2 separate regions of the Mus musculus genome follow, and region 1 is linked to region 2. Evidence: chromatin contacts called from ENCODE Hi-C data. All regions are on one chromosome and are shown on one strand. Each heading gives the region's core, a stretch centred on a gene start or an enhancer-like site at or near the end of the contact. The rest is flanking DNA. Distances are from core to core; before and after follow the strand shown.

The links. A loop is a pair of places that touch in the nucleus more often than their neighbours do.
Region 1: a map of regulatory T cell shows a loop between it and region 2 (4-fold over the local background). The contact joins the promoter of Trp73 here to the promoter of Dffb in region 2. A Hi-C loop is called at or near these places in 3 of 37 maps with a recorded cell type or tissue (T-helper 17 cell, adrenal gland and regulatory T cell).

Annotation. Positions count from the first base shown.
Region 1 is chr4:154,136,875-154,143,328 of GRCm38, forward strand. Trp73 (transformation related protein 73) reads right to left here and starts at 3,001. Exons shown (of 14, transcript NM_011642.4): 1 at 2,949-3,001. It overlaps Wrap73 (WD repeat containing, antisense to Trp73), which reads left to right and starts at 5,498. Exons shown (of 12, transcript NM_021499.2): 1 at 5,498-5,639. The coding sequence starts at 5,571.
Region 2 is chr4:153,971,678-153,978,374 of GRCm38, forward strand. It overlaps Dffb (DNA fragmentation factor, beta subunit), which reads right to left and starts at 3,404. Exons shown (of 7, transcript NM_007859.4): 1 at 3,190-3,404; 2 at 2,892-3,018; 3 at 1,103-1,291. The coding sequence starts at 3,312. Cep104 (centrosomal protein 104) reads left to right here and starts at 3,884. Exons shown (of 22, transcript NM_177673.2): 1 at 3,884-3,920.

The DNA of each region.
Region 1 (6,454 bases), core at 1,751-4,250, 160 kb after region 2:
AATTATTAAGCCTAATACCAGCACACAGCCAGTATGTGCACTGGGTGCTAATTCCTGCAGATACTTCATAAGCAATAGTTTTGCCAAGCAATCCCTTCTCTTTGATCCTCCCCTGTGGAGCAACAAGTTCAGGGAAAACAAACTGGTTTAAAGATAAAGTGGAGAGAGAGAGAGAGAGAGAGAGAGAGAGAGAGAGAGAGAGAGACAGAGACAGAGAGAGAGACAGAGAGAGAGACAGAGAGAGAGAGACAGAGAGAGAGAGACAGAGAGAGAGACAGAGAGAGAGACAGAGAGAGTCAGAGTCTACAAAGGCAGATGGACCACGGGTTGTTCTGCAGGCTGGGTCCCATAGAGAGGACCTTGCCTGTTTGTAAGGTGGCTGTAGCTGTACTAAATGTATCCGTTACACTCTTTGCTGCACATTCAAACCGAAACAAGATTGAATGATCTGGGTTCCAGGAGTCTCTGCCACACTGTTACTCATAAGTAGAGTTGTTGTCAGCAACATTTAAAAGTATCCTCTGCGAAAACTAAAGGCTGCCTCAAAGTTCCTTCTTAGAAGGAACACAGAAGAGTGTTTTGAGGATTTCTCTCCGCCCCCTGCCCCAACACCATTCACCAAGTGCAATTTTTTTTGTGTGTGTGTGTGTGCTTGCTTCTGGGAGGTAAATCACCCTTGAATTTGGTGACAGAAATAGTTTCTCACTGAGATGTACATGGGACTTTTTAAAAATGCAATGACAAAAATGACAAGAACTTTGGAGTGCTAGGAGCCTTGGGTTGGTGCATCCCTGGATATCAGCAGGGTGATGAAGCTCCCTTTAGCCCTCATCCCTGTCTCCCTTCTTCATCTCCACTTTAGCTATTCTCCTTCGCATGTGTCAGCACTAGAAGCCCATTCCAGGACCTGGGTTGGGCATACTCTATAAATAAACATGAAACAGGAGCATCTTCATCACAGGACATACTCCTGACAGATGCTGCTAGCCTCCACCCAGGTCGCAGGCAAATTCCTGCCTTACTGCCATGATCTCTCCAAAACCTAGGAACTGGCCTTCTTCTCTGAGTTCTTTCTTGGTCCACCCAGTCCCAGAGCCAAAATCTAGGACTCAAAAGATCACTTGGTATCAGCACTTGTCCAAGGACTTTGGATATAGCATCCTGGTTACTTTTCTATTTGTATGTATGTGTGCACCCGTGGGCCACAGTGCACATGTGATGGCCAGAAGACAATGTGGATCCACAATCCAGCTTGTGGATTCCATGGATGGAACTCAGATGATCACCCTTGGCAGCAAGCACCCTTCTACAAGGAGCCATCTCACAGGTCCCGAGCCAGTTTCTTTCTTATACAAATAACTCTACCTCTATGAACACAAGCATCTCACTCATATCCTTCTTCAGCCAGGGTCAGGCAGTTTCCATTCTGTTTACAAAGGCATACTGACCAGGTTTCTATAAGCTCTTTGAGAAAAGCAGTGCTATGACTCCATTTCGAAGATGGGTAAACTGAGGTTCTGAGGATTTAAGTAACTTGCTCAAGGTCCCAGGGCACAGAGAGTATTTGAACTCAGCATCTGACTTCTAATCCAGAATGTTGTCACACAGGGTGGCCATCAGAATGGGCAAGCCCTGCCTGTTCCACAGAGCCATCGCTAGAAGGACAACATTGCTCAGCATCCTGTCGTTAGTTACCTGTGCTTGATAGGCAGGCTCCCATAGGCCCGCCAGTAGCTCAAGACTAGTTAGTGGGTATGCAACACCTTTGAAACCGATTACCTGATTTTCAAAACTGCATACACAATCTATACAGTCATGGATGAGAAAATGTTAAATACTTATCTTTTGTTCACAAAGTAATGTTTTACATTTTTATTGAATAAATCAAAGGATGGGGGCGGGTGGGGGGCCGGGACAGCGTTTGCAACACACCAAGGATTCAGGATACATTTTGTCTCTGTTGAGTTTTTTTTCTAGAGCTAAACAGCAACACAAACAACGACCACGAAAACCAATCCGAGGCAGTGGAGCTCAGCAGGTAGAGGTGCTTGCTGCCTATCCTGGCCACTTGAGTAAATCTTTGAGACTGATAAAATGGAAAATGGGAATCGACTCCTAAAGATGTCCTCTGACCCGTGCACGACTCACACAGACACAATTTAACTTTTAAATGAAGAAAAACAACAACAACCTTCCCCCAAATATTGTTACGACCCAGGTCCCAAGTGCCCACTTAATTAATTAACAGACCTCAGCACATACAGGGAACCAAGTGTCTTGGGGCTCAGAAGTCAGAGCTTTTTTCCTGACACCACCACCCCCCCGCCCCCGCCCACGCACACATACGGGTGTGTATGTGGATAGGTGCCTACAGATGTTCTCATCTCTCAAGAGTGAGAAGGTGACAGCTGCCCAGTGGAGCAGGAGAGAGTGTGGGCTGCCCGGGTTCTCTACCTGGAAGACTAGGGAGGCTGGTGAGGCACCACAGTAAACTCATCACAGAACAGCAGTAACCCACCAGGACCCCACACCTTGGGACCAGCATAGAGGTTGGGCTCTAGTTGGCTTTCCTCTCTCTTAGTCTGCTTCCATAGCGGGACCTGAAAGGCCTTCTGCCTTACAGAGGTGGGGATTTGCATTCCTTGTGAGGTAGGATACCCACGCACCTCCCAACTTCCCCTATTACCAGACCCGAGCCCCAGAATCTCCGGGTATGGCGACTCCTTGCCACCTGTAGTGGACAGTGTGGGCAGGAGGCAGGTCCATGGGTTGCCGAGGTGCCAACTGCTTCTACTCCTAGCCTCACTCCGGCCGGCCCCTCCTGCCACTGACGCGGAGTCCCTGGGGCCGTTCACTCGGCTAGCACCCGGGCAGCCGCACACCCGAACTCCAGCCTCGGAGCCTCGTGCGAAATACCTGGCCCTAGCTCGGGTCCCAGAGCTGCCTACCTGCTCCGGGCCGGGCGTCGGCGTCGGCGAGGGCTGGGCTGCAGCGTTGCCTCCTCGCCTGGATGCGGGACGGCGGGTTATAAGGGTGCGGAGCAGGGAGGCGGCGGCGAGGGGACTGCCGCAGGCTTAGCGCCTTTCTTGGCGGACCGGCGGGAAGGCAGCGCGGGCACTCAGCCGTGGCGGGAGGAGGGCCGGCCACCCGGGCCCCTGGCTCCCACGCGCGCCCCGCCTCCCCAGCTGGCTCTGCCCGAGTCGGGGTCTGGGCCCCGCTCCTCCCGCCTCCTTCCCGCCGCCGCTTGGCGCGCGTCGCCCAGCTAGCCCCAGCGGGGTCTCCTCCTCCGCGGGGCCCGCAAGCTGGTAGCCGGAGTCTTGGTCGAAGCGGGACCGGACCGCGACCTTTGGCGGGGCTCAGGGCGCCAGGAAGGGTGCGCAGGCGCCGAGGGGGTGGACACAGGGCGCCCGACGCCCTGTACTCCCTCTGACTCTCTCCTCCGCCTTCTCCCCAGATGCCCATCTACCCCGATCCCCCTCGCTGCCCTTACTGTCCTAAGCCTGCAACCCAGGGGCTCAGGAGTGCCCTCAGCGGGGTGGCTGCGCCTCTTCCAGGGCTCGCCCCGGCCTGAGAAAACCGAGAGGACCGACTGAAACTGAACATTGAAAGCCCCGGAGGAGAACCGTTGTCGTTCGGCCAGCACCAGCGGGGTTCCGTCTCTGAGAACGGCTCGAAGCCCCCCTCGATTTGCCTGGCAGAGACCACAGCCCGCCTGGAAAGAGGGTCGAGCGCAGACCCTCTGGGTTGGACTCTTCAAAGTCCAGCCAGAAGTTGCGCCTCCTGATACCTACACACCCCGGGGGCCACGGCCTGCAGTCCGGGTTTCCTAGCCCAGGGTATCAGAGTCTTTCCTTGGATTGGTGTGCTAGGCGATGCCCAACGGATGCCCACAAACTGTGCACATAGAGCGGCTCGGAGTTAGTCAGGGGACTCTTCTCTGGCTCAAGAAGTCTTCTTCACCACCCGCCATCTCCCCTCTGGGCAAGTGAGCGGTCTCCGGTGCCCTCATCTACCACGCAGACCCGTAGTCTGGCGCACAGAAGGAGTTGGGTCCTTGTGGGACCCCTTAGTGGCACTGCAGAGTGGTCCTTGCCCAAGGTGTTCCCACATGCCCTGGAAGTCGCTTTAGTGCAGCTAGTGGCGTTGCAAGGGAGGTGGGTTGGAGCAGACCGAATCTCTCTCGAACTCGAAAGCCTGACCTGGTGTTAGGCCAATAGCTACGAGGAGTAATTATTTGCGAGCTGCAGATTAGAGACAAAGATGAATACCAAGCAAGAGTTTGGGACTGGTTGGGAACAGAAAATGCCAGGACGCTGGCCGCGCACTCTGCAGATCCTCTCCGAATGGTGCAAGCACCGCCATTCATTCATTCATTCATTCATTCATTCATTCATTCGTGGAAATTAGATGCAGCGGTGCGGAAGAGACTGGGAGCTATGAGCTGGACCGAGCAATACTAGATTCCGGTCTTTCAGAATTCGGAACTTAGCTCCAAAGGCAGTGGCTGAGCCTTAAGTGATCCTCTGAAGCTTTGGGTGCAGACAGGAACATCCAACCTCCCGAATGACACCGGAATGGGGAGCCTTGTGGGGCACAGGACGCGGGGTGCTGCGCGAGGGAGGGAGCAGAGCGCTTTGGGGAGCGATCCTGGTCTGAAGTCCAGTTGGTGCTGTATTCTACGTGCCCACCGAGGCTGCCGTCCCGGGTACCGAGCCACACCTCTGAATCAAGTCCACACTCTAACTAGAACCTCCAAAAAGGTGAGGCGACCCACGAGATCCACATGCCTTCGAATTCGTTCCGCCACAGACCTGAGAAGCACTTGAACGTCACGAGGTCACGCTGCAGGTGGTCGCTCTCAGGAAAACCTCAAAGCAAACCTATATTTATACTTATACGTGGAAAATACTTTGCTTTGTTCTGTTTGAGAAAGGGTCTCACGCAGCCCTGCATAGCCTCCAACTCTATAGGTAGCGAAGGATGCCCTGAACATCTGCGTCTCTGGTTTCAGGTGTAGGATTTTTTTTTTTTTTTTAATGCAAACCATCGTGCGGGGTTTATGCGATGCTGCGGACCAAAACCTGGGTTTCATATATGCTAAGCAATCATTTTGCCAATAGAACCGCACTCTCAGCTCCTGTAACAAAAAATTTGTTATCTACTAAAGAGGTGTATCGAAATACGACTATATACTTACACATAAATACGCATTTACATGTAAATAAATGTATGTTCACAAGTACAGAGGTCTAGTTACAACCTGAATTTCAGATAAGGGAGTCTTTTAGTCTAAGTATGCCCCGGGTAACTTTTGGGAACATATTTATTTTGTGATTTATCTGAAGTCAGAATTCAGCCTTCCGTTTCGGGATTTGCAGGGAGATCCGCTATAGCGCAAAGGCGCTCAGCCCCTTTAAGACTCAAACTCGGACTTCCCGCCCCACAATGCCGCGCGGCCGCTTGAGGCTCCCATTGGCTGCTGCTCGCTTCCGCCCCTGTACTTCCGGCCGCTGCCTGGGGCGGTTGCGGGAGGTACTTCGGAGCCGGGCTGGCCCGGGCTGGCCGTGGCCATGAACTTCTCGGAGTCATTCAAGCTCTCGGGCCTGCTCTGCAGGTTCTCCCCGGACGGCAAGTACCTGGTGAGCTGCGGCGCGCTGGGCGGAACCTAAGTGTGGGCGCGCGACTTGTGCACGGGGCCGGGGCGGGCCGAAGGGGGGCGGGAAGGGGGCCCGAGCCGGGCGGCCGCGGGGACTCAGGCTGGACTTAGGGGGCGGGGTGGGAGGTGGGAGAGGGAGGCAGGCAGAGGGGTTTCAGCCCAGATGAGGGAGAACCAGATGATTAGAGAGAACGAACCTGAAGCCGAAGAGGGATCCAGGCCAGCCAGGCTGGGGGATCCTGGCAGGTGACCAGGGTGGAGAAAGAGGACGTGGAGCAGAGTGGGGATGGAGTTGGGGTTGCTATTCTGGCAGGTGGTCAGGGTTAGGAAGGAGGTCTTGGAGCAGGTGGCCAGGGCTGGGTGGGTGCCAGGCTCCCGGCTCCAGTTTCCCTTCATCAAAGTTGGATAAGATGACTCTGCTTTCACACATTTGAGGGCACAGGGGATGGCAGCTCATTGCTATTTTGTATGTTTTCTGTGAGCGAGCTGGTTAAACGGGGCCCTCCTTTGTGAAACTCGTCATAAGCAAATGGTTTAAATAACTAGCTTTCATTGCCAGGGTTGGATGTTAGCTGTCTATTCTTTGGGTGGCAGAATAGTGTTCAGATGGGTGTTTCAAGGTACGCCAACATGACCATTGTGCATTTGTAGAAGGCTGACGTTAGGAAGCCATCAGGGAAAACTCAAGTCTTATTTTAAAAAACTGTGGTTCCGTGCCAGTCGGGTAGCTTGGCTAGTAACGGTACCTGCCACCAAACCTGATGACCTGAGTCCCAGCTCTAGGACCCACTTAATGGA
Region 2 (6,697 bases), core at 2,154-4,653:
CCCTGAAATCCACAGGCAGACTACGGCCACTTTCATGGTTTGCATCGTACCCATGCATGCACATGCAGAGGGCAGAGGTCACCACTGGGTGTCTTTCTCTATGACTCCCCACTAAGCCTGGAGCTCACTGTTTGCGCTCTCCTGGCCAACCAGGAAACCCCAGGTATCTGCCTGGCTCTGTCCCCCAATACTGAGGTTAGACAAGTACCACCACTCCTGGATTTCACATGGGGGCTCAGGATCGAAACTCGGATCATCGTTCTTAAGCAGCAAGCACTGCCGCTGAGCCATCTCCTTAGGCAGTTGTTTCTCGCCATTATTCCGTAGAGACCAGCCAACTACTACTTTCCCAGGATTACATTGCATCAGGTACCTTAAATCACCTAGGGATGATATGAAGTATATGGGAGAGATCCCAGAAGTTTGCTGGCCAGTCAGTCTAGCCTATTCAATAGGCTCTAGCCAATGAGATTCTTTTTTTTTTTTTAAGATTTATTTATTTATTATATGTAAATACACTGTAGCTGTCTTCTGACACACCAGAACAGGGCATCCGATTTCGTTACGGATGGTTGTGAGCCACCATGTGGTTGCTGGGATTTGAACTCAGGACCTCTTAACCACTGAGCCATCTCTCCAGCCCCAAGATTCTGTCTAAAGGACATGAATGGTATTCCTGAGAATGCTACTCAGTTAATCTCTCTCTCTCTCTCTCCCTCCCTCCCTCTCTCCCTCCCTCCCTTTCTCTCTCTCCTCTTTCCCTCTCCTTCTCTCTCTCCTCTCTCCCTCCTCTCCCTCCTCCTCTCTCTCTCTGTCCTTTTCCCCAACTCTCTCTCCTCTCTCTCAAATGGTAAGGTGGTAAATTCTAAGTTCCATGCATTTCCAGGCTGCCCAGGACACTGCCTCAAGCCAGGAGTCCTGGCTGGATACCTTCCCATGGACACCTTTTGTTATCCCTCACTCCAGAGGCCAGTCCACCCTTGGTTGAGAAGTATTGGGATCTGAAATAGACAGAGATCTCCCTGAGCCTCTCTGCTCCAAAGAGGCTCTTCTCTGTTTGCTCCAGACACCCTGGCCACCATGGTCATCCCAGGCCACATACCTTCAAACCAGGATGGGTCCTGCTCCCGGGTCTCTGCAGTAATATTCTGGCTCACGTGATGCAGAAGATCGGCCAGCAGCTTTTGCCTCAGTGGGGCCTGCTCATCTGACAGCAGTTGCCGTGCAGCCTGGATGACGCCGGCATGTGGCTCATTAAACACACTGAGGAAACGTGTGATGTCACTCACATCTGTCACCACCAGGAGACAAACAGAAACACATTCATGCTGTTCTGGCTCCAAGAATTCAACCCAAAGACTGCCAGACATCAGGACTCTGGGGTCACCAACCCTTTCCCTGACCTGACACCCCCCACTGCAGTGATACTACAATTCCTCTGGCCACCTTCTGTCAGGCGAGGGTTGTAGTATCCTAGAAAAGCAGCACACTTGGTCTTTTGTCCTTCTCTCCTCCATACCAAGTCACCTCCTTTGGCCATCTCCTTAGGACCCCATTTTCAGACCTCCCAAGCCCTCTCCTTGGAGTCTTTGCACAAGTGCCTATGGTGAGCTTTCCCATCAAACTAAACACCAAGTGCATTCTACAGAGGGTCTTAACCAAACAGGAGCAAACAGAATTCAGTAACACTTAAAAAGCACAGGCCACAGCCAAATGAGGTTGCAAGTCTGGTTTGTACTCAGAACTCAGTGAGATCCACTGTGTTATTAACAAGCTGAAGAAGTAAGTTCTTGTGATACCAAAGGATGCAGAAATTGCAGGAAGAAACCTCAGACAGCCAGAACTTGACAAGAGGTTCCTGGAGCAAATGCACCATGAAGTGATCATCTGGATCTATCAAGGTCAGAACTCTGGAAGCTGGTTTTGGGGGCACGAGCTTGGAATGTGAGCAGTTGGGAAGTAGAGGCAGGAGAATCACAAGTTTTAGACCAGCCTCGGCCACATGTAGCCTTGTCCTCCCCATTTCCCTTGCAAATCTGAACCTTTTGCTCTAGTACAGAGCATGGAAAGAGCAAGGCCGGTTAGCTATGTGGTTGGAGCTCAGTTTCAATAAAGACAGTGAAAAGCTACACAGCGGGAGATATTTGAAAACCACACTATCTTACATCGAAGTCATAACCAAGATATTCTGGAGGGGGGGGGGGCTAAATATTTAAACAGCTTTATAAATCCGACTAAGAAACACAAAAAACGCGAAGAATCGCTTCTCTGAAGAGTGCCTTCAAGTGGTAAATAGGAAGATAATACCCAATCCCATTAGCCACCAGGGAAATTCGGATTAAGACTACAATGATCTGTCATCACACCTACCTAGAATAGCCTGAATGAAAACCATGATACCTGAGAGCATTTCAGCACACTGGTCGAAGTACAGCCCGGAGCAACAGTGAATGGAACCAAGACCTGCCCTGCCCTGCCCTGCCCTGCCCTGCCCTGCCCTGCCCTGCCCTGCCCTGCCCTGCCCAGCCCAGCCCAGCCCAACCCAGCACAGCACAGCACAGCACAGCACACCACAGCACAGCACAGCACAGCACACCACAGCACAGCACAGCACACCACAGCACAGCACAGCACAGCACAGCACAGCACAGCACAGCACACCACAGCACAGCACAGCACACCACAGCACAGCACAGCACAGCACAGCAGCACCGACCCCAGTCTCAATCCTTCCCTTGCCCTTGGCAGTTTCAAAATTAAAATCAAAGTTCTTCAGCAAAAGCTTTTGGCATTCAGAGCCTTTAACCAGATCTTCTGGGTTCCTGCCCGGGCCCCTCGACGAGGCTTTAAACCGTGTAGGTCCCTCCCATCTCCAAAGTGTTCCTACTCACAGCCATGCCAGGTCTCGCCAGCGGTGAGCAATAGGAGCTCAGCGTCGTTGGGAAGGCCCGGGAAGCAGTCGTCCGTCACCTCCGTGCCATCTTCGTACAGGCACAGCCGGGAACCGGGCATCGGGAGCTGGAGGACAAGAAGATCAGCTTGTCCCACAACAGTCTTGGCTTCCAGACAGCCAGCTCTGCGTACTGTAGAAGCCTAGCGCCTGTCCAAGCCCACCCAAGAGGATGGAAATCGTAGGGGTGGAAGCCAAGGTGCCCGCCGCGCAGTGCTTGCCCGGAATGCAAGACCCACCTGGAAGCGGACGCAGCCCTTACGCAGCAGCTCCTGGCAGCTCCGGGCCGCCACGCCGAACTTGCAGGCGCTATGTAGGGCTCGCAACTTGACGCATTTGGGTTGGCGGAGCACCGCGCACATTGCAGGGCTGCGGTACCGTAGCGACACTGGACTTGTAACGTTCCTGCCCGGAACTGTGGTGCGTAGACGCGGCCCGGAACTCTTTTCTCTACGTAGGTAGGTGCAACCGGAAACGTCCGACTGCAGGACCTGTCCCCAGCCAGAATCCTCGAGGCCTGGATGCGCACGCAGGCGCCGGCGGGCGGACGCGCAGGCGTACCGCGCGGGCCGGCCTGGTTGCTATGGGAGCGCAGCTGCGGCCCGGGCCCTGGGCAGAGGCAGCCCGGGCTGCTCCTCTGCTGCCCTCCTCAGAGGCCCGGGGTGGGGGCGGCTGGACCGAGACCCCTCCGAAGATAGCGGAGGCCGACATCGCAGCGGCCCCGCCTGGTCGTTTCCGCGGCGCTCTGTGACCCTGCGTGGCCTCGGTCTTCGGCAGGCACCCGGGGCGGAGGCTCCCTGACACCTGGCCTTGGAGGGACTGCGCGGCCAGTGCCTGTTCCAGGCCTCCCTGCAGCGCATCTCAGCCTTCGTGTCCGGAATCGGATTCGAGCCCCGCCTTGTCCTCGTCTGCATGCGTTACTGAACAGGAGCAGTTGCCACGAGACTAAAGACTGTAGCTCTGGCTCCGGGTAGGCTACACTTCGATCCGTGTCGTTTGGGGGTTTTGTTTGTTCGCTGGGTTTGGTTTGTTGTGCTTTTTAAGCGTTAAGATTCTCTAAAGCACTCTCAGTCCTTAAAATTACTTGGCCCCAGATCATTACTTAATATTGTAACATTTACGTTTTCTTGAAAAGAAAACTGGAAACACTTTTCATATCCTTGTAACAAAATGTTTGGAAGTTGCTACATTGAGTTCGGGTTTCTGGTTGGAAAGATGACAGGGTAAGTTCATAACCAAAAATAGAAGAGTTGGGGCTTAGTTTATAAGCAATGCTAGGGTAAATGTCAATTGACACTGCTGGCTGTGGCTGCCCTAGTGGCAGCTGGAACACCAGCCGCCTGTGGTAACCAGCTAGTAACACAGCATTGCACAGATCCAGATCTGTGGTGGGCTTTGTGAGGCGGGAAGGAACAGGAGGTGGAAGGGCTCCAGTGAGTGCATCGGCTGAAAATGTACATTTTGTAGATGTCCTTATTGAGGCCCCAGTGTTTTGGCCACGCTGCCCCCACAGCCCTCCTGCAGGGATCTTCAGTACCCGTACTTTGTTTTAGTTTTATTGGGCATACACTTGTATCTGCTGTTAACATTCTGTTCTATGCACCACAGAGACGAGGTAGACAGACCTGATTTTTGTTTGTTTGTTTGTTTGCTTGCTTGTTTTTTGGTTTTTGTTTTTTTTTTTTTTTTTTTGAGACTGTCTCACTGTGTAGCCCTAGAACTACTACATATAGACCATACTGACCTCAAACTCCGAGATCCTCCAAGTTCTGGGATCAAAGGCATGCACTACCACACCTGACACGGGCTCTTGAAGACACAGGGTCTGGTCAAGGCACTGGAGAAGTTCGTTAGATTTGACTATTCTCTAGAATTCAAGTCATAACCGGGCATAGTGTCACATACCTTTAATCCTAGTACTTGGGATGCAGAGGCAGGAGAATCTCTGTGAGTTTGAGGCCAGTCTAGACTACATAACAAGTTCTAGGCCAGTCAGGCCTAAATAAGAGACTCTGTCCCAAAAATAAAAACAAACAAAAAAAAAATCCAAGACAAGAATGGAGACTGGGGAAACAAGGTGTCCGGTCATAATTAGCACTTCTACTCCTACAATGGGGCTGCCTAGGGTTTTAAAATTAAGACCTGGAGAGGGGTGATCAAAGTTGGATTTAAAGAATGTTTGTCTTGACAGGAGCATAGGTTGAACGGGCAGTTGTACCCATCTGGAATAGAGATAAGGAAGAAGGGTGGAATCCAGTAATCCTTCATACCGTGCTGCCCTCTTGTGCTAAAGGGGAGGATGGTGGTTGAGGGAGATCAGCTCGGGGTTCAGAACCTGTGTGAACTAGGAGTGTAGCCTCACAGATTAAAGGAGAAGCATGCCAAGTCACCCAGCTATGCTTATCACTGCTCTCCGCTATTTTCTGGGTCAGTCTCCTCTACTCTGCTGCCGTTACAGCCACAGGGAACTCATGTAGCATCTTTAACAGTGACTTGCCATTCTAACTCTTAATAATTTAATACATACATACCCCAAAACACCAGCAAATGCCAGACAGGCATTGATTCTTGGGATGGTCCTTTTCAAATCCAGTGGAAGAGAAAGATCTAGATTACACATCAAGTGTGTTCACATGAGCCGGATTTCCTGTGGGATAGTTTGGATGTCAGAGTCTATAGAGTATTTCAATGTTGTATCTTATTCCAAGAAACTTCCAATGGACTTCTTTGTTCCGTGTTAGGAGCAGTGGTTTTTCTTCTGATGGTTTACTTCAGCATCTTGCTTAGCAAGTGTTTGATTGGCTTGGTAACTAAGAAGTAACCAAGGGGCCATAAGCACTTTGGGCTCTCAGTATGATCACATCTGAGGACCTGTGTGTTGCTGCTCTCTGTCAGTGCTGCCGCCCAAAGTTAGCTCCACTTGGGCAGGCCCTCCACTGCTGTTGGCCTCGGCAGCTCTGGATTCCAGTGCTAGGAGCCTCTGTGGGGAGAAATCTCCTTTGCTGTGGTCTCTAGATAGTCCTGAGGTTGAGTTTCTTCTGGGCAACACATACGTATGTTCCCATTCATAAACCTCACTGTGTAGGGGTATGGGATTCATGGACTGTCCAAGCCTAGGAAAGCTTGCCCCAGCAGGCCCCAGCCAGGGTTGGAGGGAAGTACAGAGTTGCCATAGCCAAGCTCACTCTATTGTTTTTCAACATGGAGAGCAGGGGGCAGTAAAGCAGACATCACAGCACCACAACCTCCAGATGAGAGGGGTGAGCTAGGATCACAGCATCACATCCTCCAGATGACAAGGGTGAGAGGTAGGATACAGGGCCATTCCCTGAAAAGTCACAGTGAAAGAATTTTTCAGCCGGTTGTTCTTCCTCAAGCTCCCTCAAGCTTGGCCATATCTCTCCTCAGCTTGGCAACTTAGCTTGCAGCAGTCTCTGCGTTAGAATAAGCAGTGTTTGCCTTCCCTCACTAGGACTGGGGGGGGGGGGGAGGAGAGGCTGTCCCTGCTGCCTGCCCCATGCCCCCACTAAGGGCCAGAGCCCATCCTTGCCCAGCTTGATTTTCCAGATCCAGGGGGGAAATGACAACTACTTGTGCCATTCTGGAAGGGGAGGGGAGGTGACCCAGCAAGATGCTCTATTGGGCTTCTCTGGGTGGTTTTCCACATACTGTAGGGATCTGGGAGCCTGCAAATGATCCTGGTCCAGCTAGTTCTTGAATTAAATTTGGAAATGTCCAGAGTCAGGC